Regions from separate parts of the Homo sapiens genome. Here region 2 is linked to region 1. A link is a loop called in an ENCODE intact Hi-C map of the cell type or tissue named here. Cell type or tissue: Panc1. All regions are shown on one strand. Each heading gives the region's core, and the rest is flanking DNA. Links, peaks and the distances in the headings are about the cores only. Region 1 has its middle 220 kb from the start of ASIC2-AS1. Region 2 overlaps LOC107985038 (a long non-coding RNA gene).

Evidence for each region. Hi-C counts contacts between places; a loop is a spot of excess contacts. Peaks named below come from ENCODE experiments on the same cell type or tissue, not always from the same donor. Only the 100,000 strongest peaks of a DNase experiment are listed, where the experiment ranks them.
Region 2: a loop joins it to region 1, with 2.2 times the contacts of the local background. A loop is called at or near these places in 7 of 110 quality-filtered maps.

The regions. Positions count from the first base shown.
Region 1 is chr17:33,775,956-33,782,126 of GRCh38, reverse strand. It overlaps a transcript of ASIC2 not described here. Among named protein-coding and RNA genes, the nearest start is that of ASIC2-AS1, 220 kb to the right of the region's middle. In Panc1, for the core only: CTCF peaks have their summits at 2,629 and 2,834 (motif pointing left); a DNase peak (open chromatin) is centred at 2,796; H3K27me3 peaks cover 626 bases.
Region 2 is chr17:33,931,198-33,937,368 of GRCh38, reverse strand. It overlaps LOC107985038 (a long non-coding RNA gene), which reads left to right. Exons shown (of 2, transcript XR_001752840.2): 2 at 547-1,927. LOC124903983 (a long non-coding RNA gene) reads left to right here and starts at 4,723. Exons shown (of 2, transcript XR_007065719.1): 1 at 4,723-4,769; 2 at 5,992-6,171. It also overlaps a transcript of ASIC2 not described here. RefSeq lists an enhancer at 5,865-6,159. In Panc1, for the core only: no CTCF peak of the experiment used is centred there; no DNase peak of the experiment used is centred there.

The sequences.
Region 1 (6,171 bases), core at 1,888-4,387:
GGTTGAAAAGATAAGCTTCAGACTGGGAGAAAATATCTGCAAACCACCGATCAGACAAAGAACTTCTATCTGGAATATATAAAAGCCAGTCTGCCTGCTGTGGGAGAATGCATTGCAAGAGGCCAGATTGGAGGCAGGGAGACCATGCAGGGGAGGTTCCTACAGAAATCTATAAGAGAGCCACCGGTGGCTTGAGCTGGGCCAGAGAAGAAGAAATGGGAGGCACTCAAGTTATATCTACAAGTGGAGTCAAAAGGAATTTCTGACGAACAGGGTGTTATAGGAAGGTAAAGGAAGAATCAAGGATGCCTTATTATGTCTTTAAGGCTGGGTCCATGGAAAGCCCCTTGCTCCTATGTGGGAGACTGGGAAATCAGGAAGGGGAGGTGGGGACAGCAAAGACTGTCAGCGGTGGGGGAAAGGAGCAGTATTCAAGGGCCACCTTCTCCATTTGTCTCACAGCTGACTTCAGATGCTTTAATTCTATGTGGAGCAGGGCTGACTCCTGTGTTCGCTCTGTGTCCTTGAAAGCCTTTCCATCATGGTTTTCATGACTATCATGTCCAAATGCATTACTGTTACTACAACACTGGTGGCAAGGATCCACTTTTGGTGAATGGGCTCGATGGAAGTGACTGTTCACCCTACCTCACCCCTCTATGTCTGCCTCCCAATCCCACCCACTCCATCATCCTGCGCTGTCCCCAGCATCTCTCAAGACCAATGTTAGAGACAATATTGATCTTAGTGTTCCAGAAAGCAATTCCAAGAAATGCACACACAGACACCTGAGCAAAACAAAAAGACACGTAGCCAGCCACTCAGAAATGCTGTGGAGAGGCGTCTCGGGCTCTTTAGCATGGTCCAGTGGCCACAGGGGCAAAGCTTTGGTCATTTCTAACAGGAAAGCAGCAGGCAGTGAAGATTAAGCTGCGTGGCTGTTAGCAAACATTAAACGCGGGCACTTTGGGAAGCAGGGCTGGGAGAAAGGTTTAGGATAAGGGAACCACCCCCATCCCCCTCCACACCAACCCAGTGATGGCGACCCTCTGTATGCCTTGAGTTTCCTTTCAGGATACGATTCATCATCATGCCTCTGCATGCTCATTACCCCCGATCCTCACATGGCCTGAGCCCGGCCCTGTGCCAAGCTGTTCACACACATTAACTTATCACATCCATTTTATGGATGAGAGAACTGAGGCTCAGAGCAGCTAAACAACTTGGCCTGGGTCATATGGCTGATAAAGAGAAGAGCCCAAGAGTCATATCTAGGCTGAGTGACACAAAAGCACTTCACTGTTAAGTCAATGACCACCCTGGCAGACCAGGTCTTGCTCCCTGAAGGGCCCTCCCGCCTTCCCTGCTCAGAGTCCTCCACTGCCTGGGAGCAGAACCTGAGCTGACTCCTGGTACCTGGGTTCTGGGGACAGTGCCCGCCACATAACTGCTGATTCCTGAGAGTTTGCAACTGCCGGATTTTCCCACCTTTGGACTGCACCTACTATTTGAGATTCTAGGGTGTTAAGTAACTCATCCAAGAAATTGACTGGATAGGGATTCAAACTCAGGTCCCTTTGGCTGTAAAACTTGGGTGTTCTTCCAACAACCTATATTATTACACCTGGAGTAGGTGTAGTGTGTGCTTTGCACTGTTTCCCCAAGACAGGGATGGGTTTGCACTGGGCTTTTCTACTTCTTGCTCTTGCTTGTGGGCTAGGGAACACTGTGGCTACAATGGGGTGGGCATTGGTGGTTCAAGATGTTCAGAAGTATGGAGTATATATCCTCAGCCCACTTGTGGTCTGCCACCCAGGGGAGGCAGCATAGCCTGGCAGTTAAGACCATAGCTTCCAGGCCAGGTGTGGTGGCTGACCCCTGTAATCCCAGCACTTTGGGAAGCCAAGGCAGGAGGATCACTTGAGGTCAGGAGTTCAAGACCAGCCTGGGCAACATAGCAAAACCCCGTCTCTACCAAAAATACAAAAATTAGGCAGGCATGGTGGCGGGCACCTGTGTTCCCAGCTACTCAGAAGGCTGAGGAAGGAGAATTGCTTGAGCCTGGGAGGTGGAAGTTGGAGTGAGCTAAGATCATGCCACTGCACTCAAGCCTGGGCAACACAGTGAGACTCTGTCTCAAAAAAAAAAAAAAAAAAAAAGGCTTCTGTAGCCAGACCTGGGTCTAAATGCTACTTCTGTCACCCACTAGGTATGGGACAATGTCCAATTCACTCACTCTCTAGATTTCAATTTCATCATCCATAAAACTATGATAGCAAGAGTCCCTGCCACATAGGGTTGTGCGAAGATTAAATGAGTTGGAATAGTCAGGCATTTGAGTGGTGCTTGGCATGCGGTAAACATCCAGTGAACCTTAGTTGCTGCTGCTGTTGTTTTGCTGTTGTTATTATTATCCCACTAAAACCCCTTTGCGGGATAATCCATCATCCCTCCCCCTCACTTCAGGATATAGAACTTTCTGCATATATTATTTCTCCCACACTTTCCCCACAACCCCCAGCCCAAGGATCCCGGAGAGAAACTAAGTTTCTTAGGTTTGTCTGCCAGGAAAGCTGAAACTTCTGAGAGCACTAGGTTATTCATTCTGAACACGGGACAAAAGCCCTAGCTGGCTTTGTATCTAACTGAACTGATTAAGCTGCACGTTAGCTAGGGATAAAGCTTCTTACAGAATAACTAGACTTTTGCTGAGCCGGGATGATAAATTCATTCTTAATGCATTGATAATAAAACAGAGATTTTTTTTTTCTTGTGTTGAGTTCCCAGGGGCTTGAGCGGTTGAGATAAATCTGTGTTGAACACCGCCATCTGGAGGGCAGCTGAAGAACTGCACCCCAGGCAGAGTTAATCTTTTTTTTAAGGAACAACAGAACTTAACAGAATTCTAAGAGGTTCAAAGCAGACACCCTGGGAAGCCAAATGTGTTTACAAAATGACTGCCAATAGTTACTTATTACCCTGGAATGGCATCCTTCTGATTGCATGGCCGTCCTGCATGGCTTATTCTTCTATTAAAAGTGGTCTGGGCCCCTATGACATATTTGACTCAATGAAACAGATTTTTTGAGCACCTACTATGTGCCAAGCACCACACTAGCACTGTAAGGGATACAGACATGAGTAAGGCCCTGCACTTAAGATGCCAGGAGGGGGATGAGCAAAATAAGGACAAGATGACTTAAACATAGCATAAGTTAGAATACCCTAGGCGCCCTGCCCCTATTGCTACCCAGTAGGGGCCAGCTTGGTGAGATTCAGAGGAAGGGAAGAAGAGAGAGACTAATACTTCATGAGTATCCACTATGCAGTCTAGACATTATCTCACTTAACGTGCATCAATACCCTGTGCGTTTAGTTACTCTTTCCCATCTTATCTTGGAGAGGACGTCGAGGCTCAGAGAGGTTGAGTCACTTGCCCAATGCTACCCAGTAGAGAAGTGAAGAAGTCAGAATTCTGGTCTGATTCTAAAACTCCTTCTATGATATCAGGCCGCCTGTTGAGGGAGGAGAATAAATTTATGGGGAGATAAGCTCTTGAATTATCTCAGTGGTGACAAGTGTTTATCCCCAGGAGGTGAATTTGATTTTCAGAAACAGTCTTTCTGGGCCAAATCATCCAATGGATAATGGGATTTGAGGGTTTTTTTAAAGGTATGAATCCAAGGCACAAAATTGTTTTTTTGCCTATCTGCTGATAAACTAGCTAAAAGGTGTTTCTCAAAGCCTGGTAAGCAAGCAAGGGCAGGGGATGAGGTGTGGCTGGTACAGGCACGACTTTGACAAGGACTGTGTTCTTTTGGATGTATTGGTTCCAGTGTGTTCAGCATCCATATTTTTCTTTTTTACACTCATGCTTCTAGTTTTGAAGCAAGAGCTTTTTTTATAAGTATTCACAGAGGATCTCCAAACTCTTTTCAATTCCCCCTGAGATCTCAGACAGGAGCAACTCACCTCCATTTTAGAAAAGAGGAGATGGGCTTGAGATGAGTGCATCCCCTCACAAGGTAGCTCAGTGAATCAGCAGTGATACCAAGGGGACATTGAGGACACACAGCCTCCTCCTATTTCCCAGCGGAAGGCCCACGAGTAAGGTCATTGATAGTGCTATCCTGAGAAGGGCCACATTGACACACAGCCCATCGTGGAAATAAGGAAATGAGAGTCAGCAGGGCTGAGCTGAGTCAGTGCAGGGCAATGGGAAGTCAAGAGGTAATCACTGAAGGCTTCCTGCAAGAGGTGTCATCAAGGTCCACTTTGAGGAAGGAGAGAAGCACTTGGTGCCACCCCATTGTCTTGTTACGATAATAACCGCACACCTGCTACCTGGGAGGACTTTTAATAACATCACAAAGGACATTATGCATCAGGTAATCTTTTTTCCAGCTTATAATTAACCTGGACATTCATTTTCTAGTCAAAGATAGGAAGCCAGGAAGCATCCCTTCAGTTACCGCACAGCAGGCTGAATTCAGGTGTCCAAATGGCAATTTGTCAAACCTCTCTGTGCACTAGAACCAGGTTCCCACATGACTTTTGCTTGAGCTCAGTCTGCAGCCCAGTTGTTCAAACAGATGTGTCATGGTGGGTTGGTGGGCTGGGAGGGAGGTGGGGACTTTCCTTGGCAGCCTCATTTCCAGGGCTTGTATCACATCAATCATATTAAGCCCCAAAAGAAGTCCCTGCAACTTCACACCAGAATCCCAAGATACTCCTGGCTGCCTTCATCATGACCCATCATGAGGAACCAATTAAATTATTCTGTGATGAAGGCTGGTGATAATAGTTTTGGAAGCCATTATGGCTTATACACATGCTCTTTTTCCCCATTCATTCATTCATTTAACGATTCAGGCAGATAGGATGCAGGCAAAAGCCCAGAGGGGCAGAAGTGCCATTCATTCTGAGAAGCTCAGGGAATTCAGGAATTACAGGATAGAAAATGAATAGGTGGTGAAGATGGTGACCCTAAGGGGATCAGCGGGCGCCAGCTTACATGGGCTGTGGATGCCATGCCCAAGAGGCAGACATTGGCTTGGTGCCAGCTTACATGGGCTGTGGATGCCATGCCCAAGAGGCAGACATCGGCTTGGTGGTAATGGGAAGCCATCGCAGGGCTCGGAAGGGGAGACACAGGGTCACACGGTGCTCAGGATGGAGGGAGCGAGGCTGGAGATGGGAGGTCACCCAGCGAAAGATGTAAGGGCCACACTAAGCCAGTGGCAATGGCCATTGTTATTATTATTATTTATAAAAATGGCATTCCTGTGCTAACGAATAAAGTAGAGAGTATCCGAAAACTCAAATTCTATCACGAAGCCCGAAGCCCAGCTAGGTGCTCTGCCTAAAGTCACAGAGCGAGGGTGTGAAAAAGCCACGGTAGAGCTCAGGCCTCCGAGTCCAGACCAGGAACTCACTCAGCACCACACTGGACCCCCCGGCCTTTGTGTGTTTGCTTGCCCCTGCTTCCCTCCTTTGGCCTCGATTCACAGAGGGCCAGGTGTGGGTGACAGCGAGGAGTTCCAGGCCCAAGGCCAGCAGCCCTGTAGCAGTTGTCTATCTGAATTTCAAATGTAACTCTGCATCCTGTATTTTATCTGGCAACCTTACCATCTAGTCTGTTCGGACTCCTGAAACAGAATACCACAGACTGGTGGCTTATAAACAACCAATCATTCTAGAGGCTGGAAACCAAGACCAAGATGCCAGCAGAGTTGGTGTCTGGTGAAAGCCTGCTTCCTGGCTCATAGGCTGCCATTTTTTTGCTGTAACCTTACATGGCAGACAGGATGAAGAAGTTCCCTGAGGTCTCTTTTATAAGGGGCTATCCCAATTATGAGGGTTTCACCCTCAGGACCTACTCACCTCCCAAAGGCCCCACCTCCTAATACCAATAACCTTGAGGGTTAGGATTTCAACATATGAATTTAGGCAGGGACACAGACATTCAGTCTATTTTTTTTTTTTTTTTTTTTTGAGACAGAGTCTTGCTGTGTCACATAAGCTGGAGTGTAGTGGCATGATCTTGACTCACCGCAACCTCCGCCTCCCTGGTTCAAGCTATTCTCCTGCCTCAGCCTCCCAAGTAGTTGGAACTACAGGTGTGCACCACCACACCCGGCTAATTTTTATACTTTTAGTAGATACGGTGTT
Region 2 (6,171 bases), core at 1,180-3,679, 160 kb before region 1:
CCAGCACTTTGGGAGGCCGAGGTGGGCAGATCACGTGAGGTCAGTTTGGGACCAGCCTGACCAACATGGCGAAACCCCATCTCTATCAAAAATACAAAAATTAGCTGGGTGTGGTGGCACGTGAGTGTAATCCCAGCTAATTGGGAGGCTGAGGCAGGAGAATCACTTGAACACAGGAGGCGGAGTTTGCAGTGAGCCAAGATTGCACCACTACACTCCAGCCTGGGTGACAGAGTGAGACTTCATCTCCAAAAAGAGGCATTTCCCAGCAGGGATGGCCCAGTTGCCAGTTGCTAGGCTGGCATAGTGGGTGAAAACCCCAGCCTCCCAGAGTCACTGAGGAAGGGAGAGAGACAGACAGGAGGACTCTAACTCTCTCCGCTTGGGCTTGGTGGAGGTGGAGGGTGGGAATTAATTGAGTACCTACTGTGTGCTACCTCCCAGGCACTGTACGCACAGCAGCCTTAACAGACAGCCATTTCTAGTCTTGCTGTACACATGAGGAAACTGAGGCTTAGAGCGATGTGTTCATGCTTGTCTCTTCAGGTCACATGGAATGATGGTGATCGATATAGACGTGATCTCAGAGTTCACTCCCTCATCATACAGTGGAGGAAACGAGGCCCAGGGAGGGGCGGAACATTTTTCCAAGTCATACAGCAAGAACTCAGAGGCCTCTTGGTTCCTGCTCTTGCCTTGAGGTGGTTCTGCGGGGCGCTCCAGAGCCCCCAAGAAATTCTTCTGAAATTCAGTTCTCCACAGGACACCTGGGCTCCTCCTCTGTCCTCCCAGCCCCTCACAGAGGAGTAGTTTCCCTTCTGGCCTGCCTAAGTCTGTCTTGTCTTCTGGACTTCAGTGGCCACCATGGACCTCCCAAGCTTTCTCTTGGGCTCTTCCAGTGCCGACCTCAGCTTGGCTGCCTCACACTCTGTCTGGTGGGCACTTACAGGAGCCATGTCCACAGACCACCTCGCCTGGGCTGTGGAGGCCCCGTTCTGAGACCACGTGCAGTCCAAAAAAGGAAGCTAAAAGGGGTCAGAGGAAAACATCCCCGTGTAGGGTGAGGGTGAATCTCAGTCTCCCTGTCAACTCTCTTTATCCTGACATCCAGAATTCCAGACCTTTGTGGGCACTGATCCCTGAGACTGGGCTCTTTAAGCTCTTTCACTGATCCCTGGGGTCCGAAACTTTCAGCTTGCACTTTGGTTTGGTAAACCACTGACTGTCCTACCAAACGCCCCCGCACCCCACAAACTCAACCTGTGCTCTTCATGTGCTATCTCCTGTTCGATCCCCACACTGACCTTCTGGGTTAGGGACTTGCATGTCCCCATTTTATAGATGAGGAGCCTGAGGCCCAGAGAGGTAAGTCACCTGCCCAGTATCACACAGCCTGAGATTGGCAGAGCCAGATCTCATGGAATGAGAGCCCTGTCTCACCTCCCTAGAGACAGAGCTTAATTGATAACTTTGAGTTGATACTGAAAGGTCACAGGAATTGCAGCAGATAAGGTGTTCTGAGGAACTGGCTCTCTAGCACCTGTGGTAATTAATTCAGTATCCCTTTTTGTGTCCCAGAGAAGCACAGTGGCTAAAGCGCACAGCACAAGCTTGGAGATCAGATGGACATGGCTTCAAATCTCGTCTCTGCTGTTTACAAAAAGTATGACCCCAGGAGAGGGATTTATACCCTCTGAGCTGTAGTTTCCTCATCCACAATGTGGGAGCAGGATTTTAGAGGATACCGAGAGATTAAATGAGATCTTTCTTATAGAGTCCTTAGCAAGGGGCTTGGCACCATGGATGGTAATATCATCATGATGATGCCAGGTATTTTCATTGCTATTCCTTATTATTCATCAGTATTTTTATTCATTGCTATTGCTGGTTGTATTCATCATTAATAAATAATAGCATTGTTTATTAATGTTATTACTAAGTTCTCTGCTATGTTCTGGGGCTCACAGATGAATTACACACTGTCTTTGCTCTCTGAGAGTCCCAGCCTGGAGGTGGGGAGAAGCCCCTTGGCTAGTGGGCTGATGATAATGGCTATGATGGCACAGCATTCTTTTCTCAGTAAGAGCAACTGACTGTCCGAGGGAGGTTATACAGAAAAGGTGACATTTGAGTGGGTTTAAAGGATGACTAGGAGGTTTGGGGGCTGAAAAGAAAGGGCAGGGTGTTCCAGATGTAGGGGGCAGTGTGTGTAAAGGAGCACAGAGGTGGGAACGAGTGTGACATGATTGTTTGGGGCAGGGCAAGCATGCCAGCATGGCTGGCGCTTGAGGCTTGCAGGCAGGGCTCACAGGGATGGTGCTGGACAGGCTGCCCAGGGCCCTAGACAGCCAGCTTCTGGGGAGTCTTGCCTGCTGGAAATAGGGATCCATGGTCATTTGCATGTCAGTATGTATGAGGACCTTTCCAGCACAGTGGAGAATGGGGTGGCAGAGGGATGGAGCAGTGGGGAGTATGGCACTACAGGTCTGTGAGAATTGATAGGAGCTGGAAAGCTTGAGGGGGAGGGACAGGTTTGAGAAAGATTAGGCAAGGAGATAGAAGTGACTCTGTTTGCATGTATGGGCACCCATGTGGGTGTATGCAAGTGTGTTGGAGATAGGCTAAGGTGGAAAGAAAGCATGAGATGATGATTTTGAACTTTCTTGATTAAGATGACAAATGGGTTTCACTAGAAGCATCTGTGGGACTTACAGACTGAACTCCCCGGTAGGCAATGGGAAATTGGCAGCATTGGCCTTGCCTCCTCCAGGGTGTCCTCCTTGCATCCCACGGGGTGTGTCAGGTCCTCCTCGGTGCCCACGGCCTGTGCCCTTGAGAGTTGCCTTCATTCCAGCCTGGATCCTGCTGGGTTTTAATACCTTGTGGACTTGTCAGCCTTTCCACAAAGACTATGAACTCCCCGAGACCAGGGGCTATATCTTCTTCATTATTCTATCCTCAAGGTGTGGCATCATACCTGGCACACACAAGTGCTTGAATCAATGTTGCTAAAGTAACAAGAAAATGCAAGTTTGAGTTTGGAAGTCAGAAGAGAAGTCGGGCTGGCCGTTTCGAACTGGCATTACTCTGGGTGAGCAAGGAGAAGGCTGTGGCCTCAGAGAATCAGCCCCCGAATTGCTAAGCCATAATACTTGATTTCCAAATTGTCCCCTTGCAGGTGAGATCACAGGGCAGGCCTGCCGAGAATGTGCTTCCTGGGAAGTTCAGCTTCTCAGCCACCGTGACCTTCTGTCTCAGAAGGGCTGATCTAGGGAGCAGGAATTAGTCTGTTCAATGTGCCCCCAGAAGTCCAAAACTAGAACAAGTGTCTGAAAAACATCAACTACAAGAAAGTCGCTGCTGACCCGAAAGAATCAAATACGTTCTGTTGATTAAAGTGAACAGAAAAACTAACAGCTCGGCTGCCTTGGAAGGAGTGAGCTCCTGATCTTGGGATGTGCCCAAGGGGCAGGCATGAAAATCTCCTGCAGCTCTGAGGCTCTAAGGCCTGTTTCGTGCATCTGGAAGGACCTTGATTATTGATAGCCTGTCTAGGTTGGCCCCACGTGCCTCCTCAAAGGATTCTGTGATGCCGGAGTATGAACGAGTGAGACCTCACACCTGCTCTTTCCTTTTAATCCTGACATCTGTTTCCCACAGGAAATGTCCAGAGCAAGTCAGAGTGGCCTTTTTCTCTTGGTTTTATTTTCTTCCCTGCTAAGTTGGTCCTCATCCCCTGGATTAGGGCACATTCCCAGTGCATGAGGTCCTAGAAGAGGTGACTTCCCAGGTCACCCAGCCACTGTCCCTCACAGCTCGGTGCAGTCGCTGAAATCAATTCCTGCTCTGTCCCGTACTCACCTCTTTCCAAGCCTGAGCTTATTCATTTGAAAAATGGCTGAATCTCATTGGCCTTGCAGCATTGATGTTTGTGTTCATTGAACAAGCATTCTCTGAGTATCCAGTATGTGCCAGGCACTGCGGTGAATAAAAGAGACAGAGGCTCCCTGTCTGGAGGAAACAGAAAGTAAACATGCAATTCAATGTCAGGGAGTAATAAGAATTTTAAAGAAAAACAAAGCAGGGTGAAGGGATAGTGATTGGTTCTGACTGGGATTGAGGAAGTGAATCAGGGATGGCTTCTTTGAGGAGGTGACTTTCTAAGCATGCAACTGTCCAGGGGAGAGTGTTTTAGGCAGAAGTAACAGCATGTGCAAAGGCCCTGTGATGGGCATGGCTGGCTATGCTGAAAAGCAAGGTCAGGTTGACTGGAGCTCCAGGAGACATACGAGGGTGGGAGGACATGGACCAGCCTGTGCAAGGCCTCCAGGGCCTTAGAGACCTCAGAGGTCTTGAGGAAGGAATCAGAAGGAATCAAAATTTAGAAAGTTTTGAGCAGAGAAGTGGCAGAATCTTTGCCTTCTTGATCTTTCTCATTCCTGCTCTTCACCCAGAGTCTCAGCTGTAAATCTCTAAACCTCTGCAGTCTAAAATGCTTCTAGGACAGCATTGCCCAATAGAAATTTAATGCAAGCCACAAAGGCACTTTTAAAGTTTCCAGTGACCATATTTTAAAAATAAAACAGGGGAAATTAATTTATCATACTATATATATATATATATATATTTTTTTTTTTTTTTTTTTTTTTTTTTTTGAAACAAAGTTTCGCTTTTGTTGCCCAGGCTGGAGTGCAATGGTATGATCTTGGCTCACTGCAACCTCCGCCTCCTGGATTCAAGCAATTCTCCTGCCTCAGCTTCCCAAATAGGTGAGATTACAGGCATGTGCCACCATGCTCGGCTAATTTTGTATTTTTAGCACAGACAGGGTTTCTCCATGTTGGTCAGGGTGGTCTCGAACTCCCAACTTCAGGTGACCTCAAGTGACCCGCCAGCCTCAGCCTCCCCAAGTGCTGGGATTACAGGCATGAGCCACCATGCCTGGCTTTTATACTATATTTTATTTAGCCTCATATATCCAAAGTATTATCATTTCCACATGCAATCAATATAAACAATATTCATGACATATTTCACCTTTTGTCATACTGTCTTCAAAATCTGATGTGTACTGTACACTTATAGCATATCTCAGTTTAGACCAGCCATGTTTCAGGAGCTCAAAGCCACATGTGGCCAGTGGATACTGCATTGAACAGAGAGCTCCTGCAGCCTGGGGTGGGGAAGACACCAGGTTCCTCTGCAGGAGCACCTGGTGAAGGGAGAGAGAGGGAGAAAGAACCCATTCCAGATCACCCTGGGAAGGTGGCGTTGGAATTGACCCTGCCTATTCTGGGGAACCTACCTGGCCTGGCTCAGCTCCCTCTTGGGAAGCAGAGAGGATATAAATTGAGCCCAGAAGTAGAGAGGATATAAATTGAGCCCGACAGACCCAGCATGGCTCTCATCTAATCAGTTCTAAGACTTGAATAAAGAGCCTTTTTAAAGGTCTACTGGAATCAGCGCCAACATTACTTTCTTAAAGGAAATGTTGAGAACGGCCGAACAGCGCTCATTCCCCATGCAGTTTTGAGTAGATACACTCCACCACCTCCCGCTCTGAAACTGATGGAGCCTGGCCCATGTTCAGAAGGCCCTTCTAGCTCATAAAGAGGGATTCAGCAAAGCAGTCCTTTTCCCAGACTGCACCTTCAGGCTAGCTGGTGGCTTAGAGGAACCTGAGAACACTCCCAGTTGACAACACACAGAACAAGTGTTTGATAAGCTGCTGTCAGCTGCCTAAGAGAGCTTAAGGGGTGGAGAAGCGCTGTGCTTTGCTAAAGCAGGGATACCAGCCCTCCTTTGCATCAAGCTAGAGGTAAGGGAGGAGACCACCCCTCATATTGTCTTATGACCAATTTCTGCCTCAAAGAAAAAGTAGGAGTTAAAGAAAAGACAGAAGTGAAATCAGTAGTCAGACAGCCCGGCGCTGCATTTCAGGCCTGGTAGTTAAAAATCAACCCCTGACTTAACTGCTTGTGTTATCTATAGATTCCAGACATTGTATGGAAAAGCATCGTGAAAATCCCTGGCCTGTTCTGCTCTGTTCTGATTACCGGTGCGTGCAGCCCGCAGTCACGTACCCGCTGGTTGCTCAATCGATCACGACCCTCTCACACGGACCCCCTTAGAGCTGTAAGCCCTTAAAAGGGACAGGAATTGCTCGCTCGG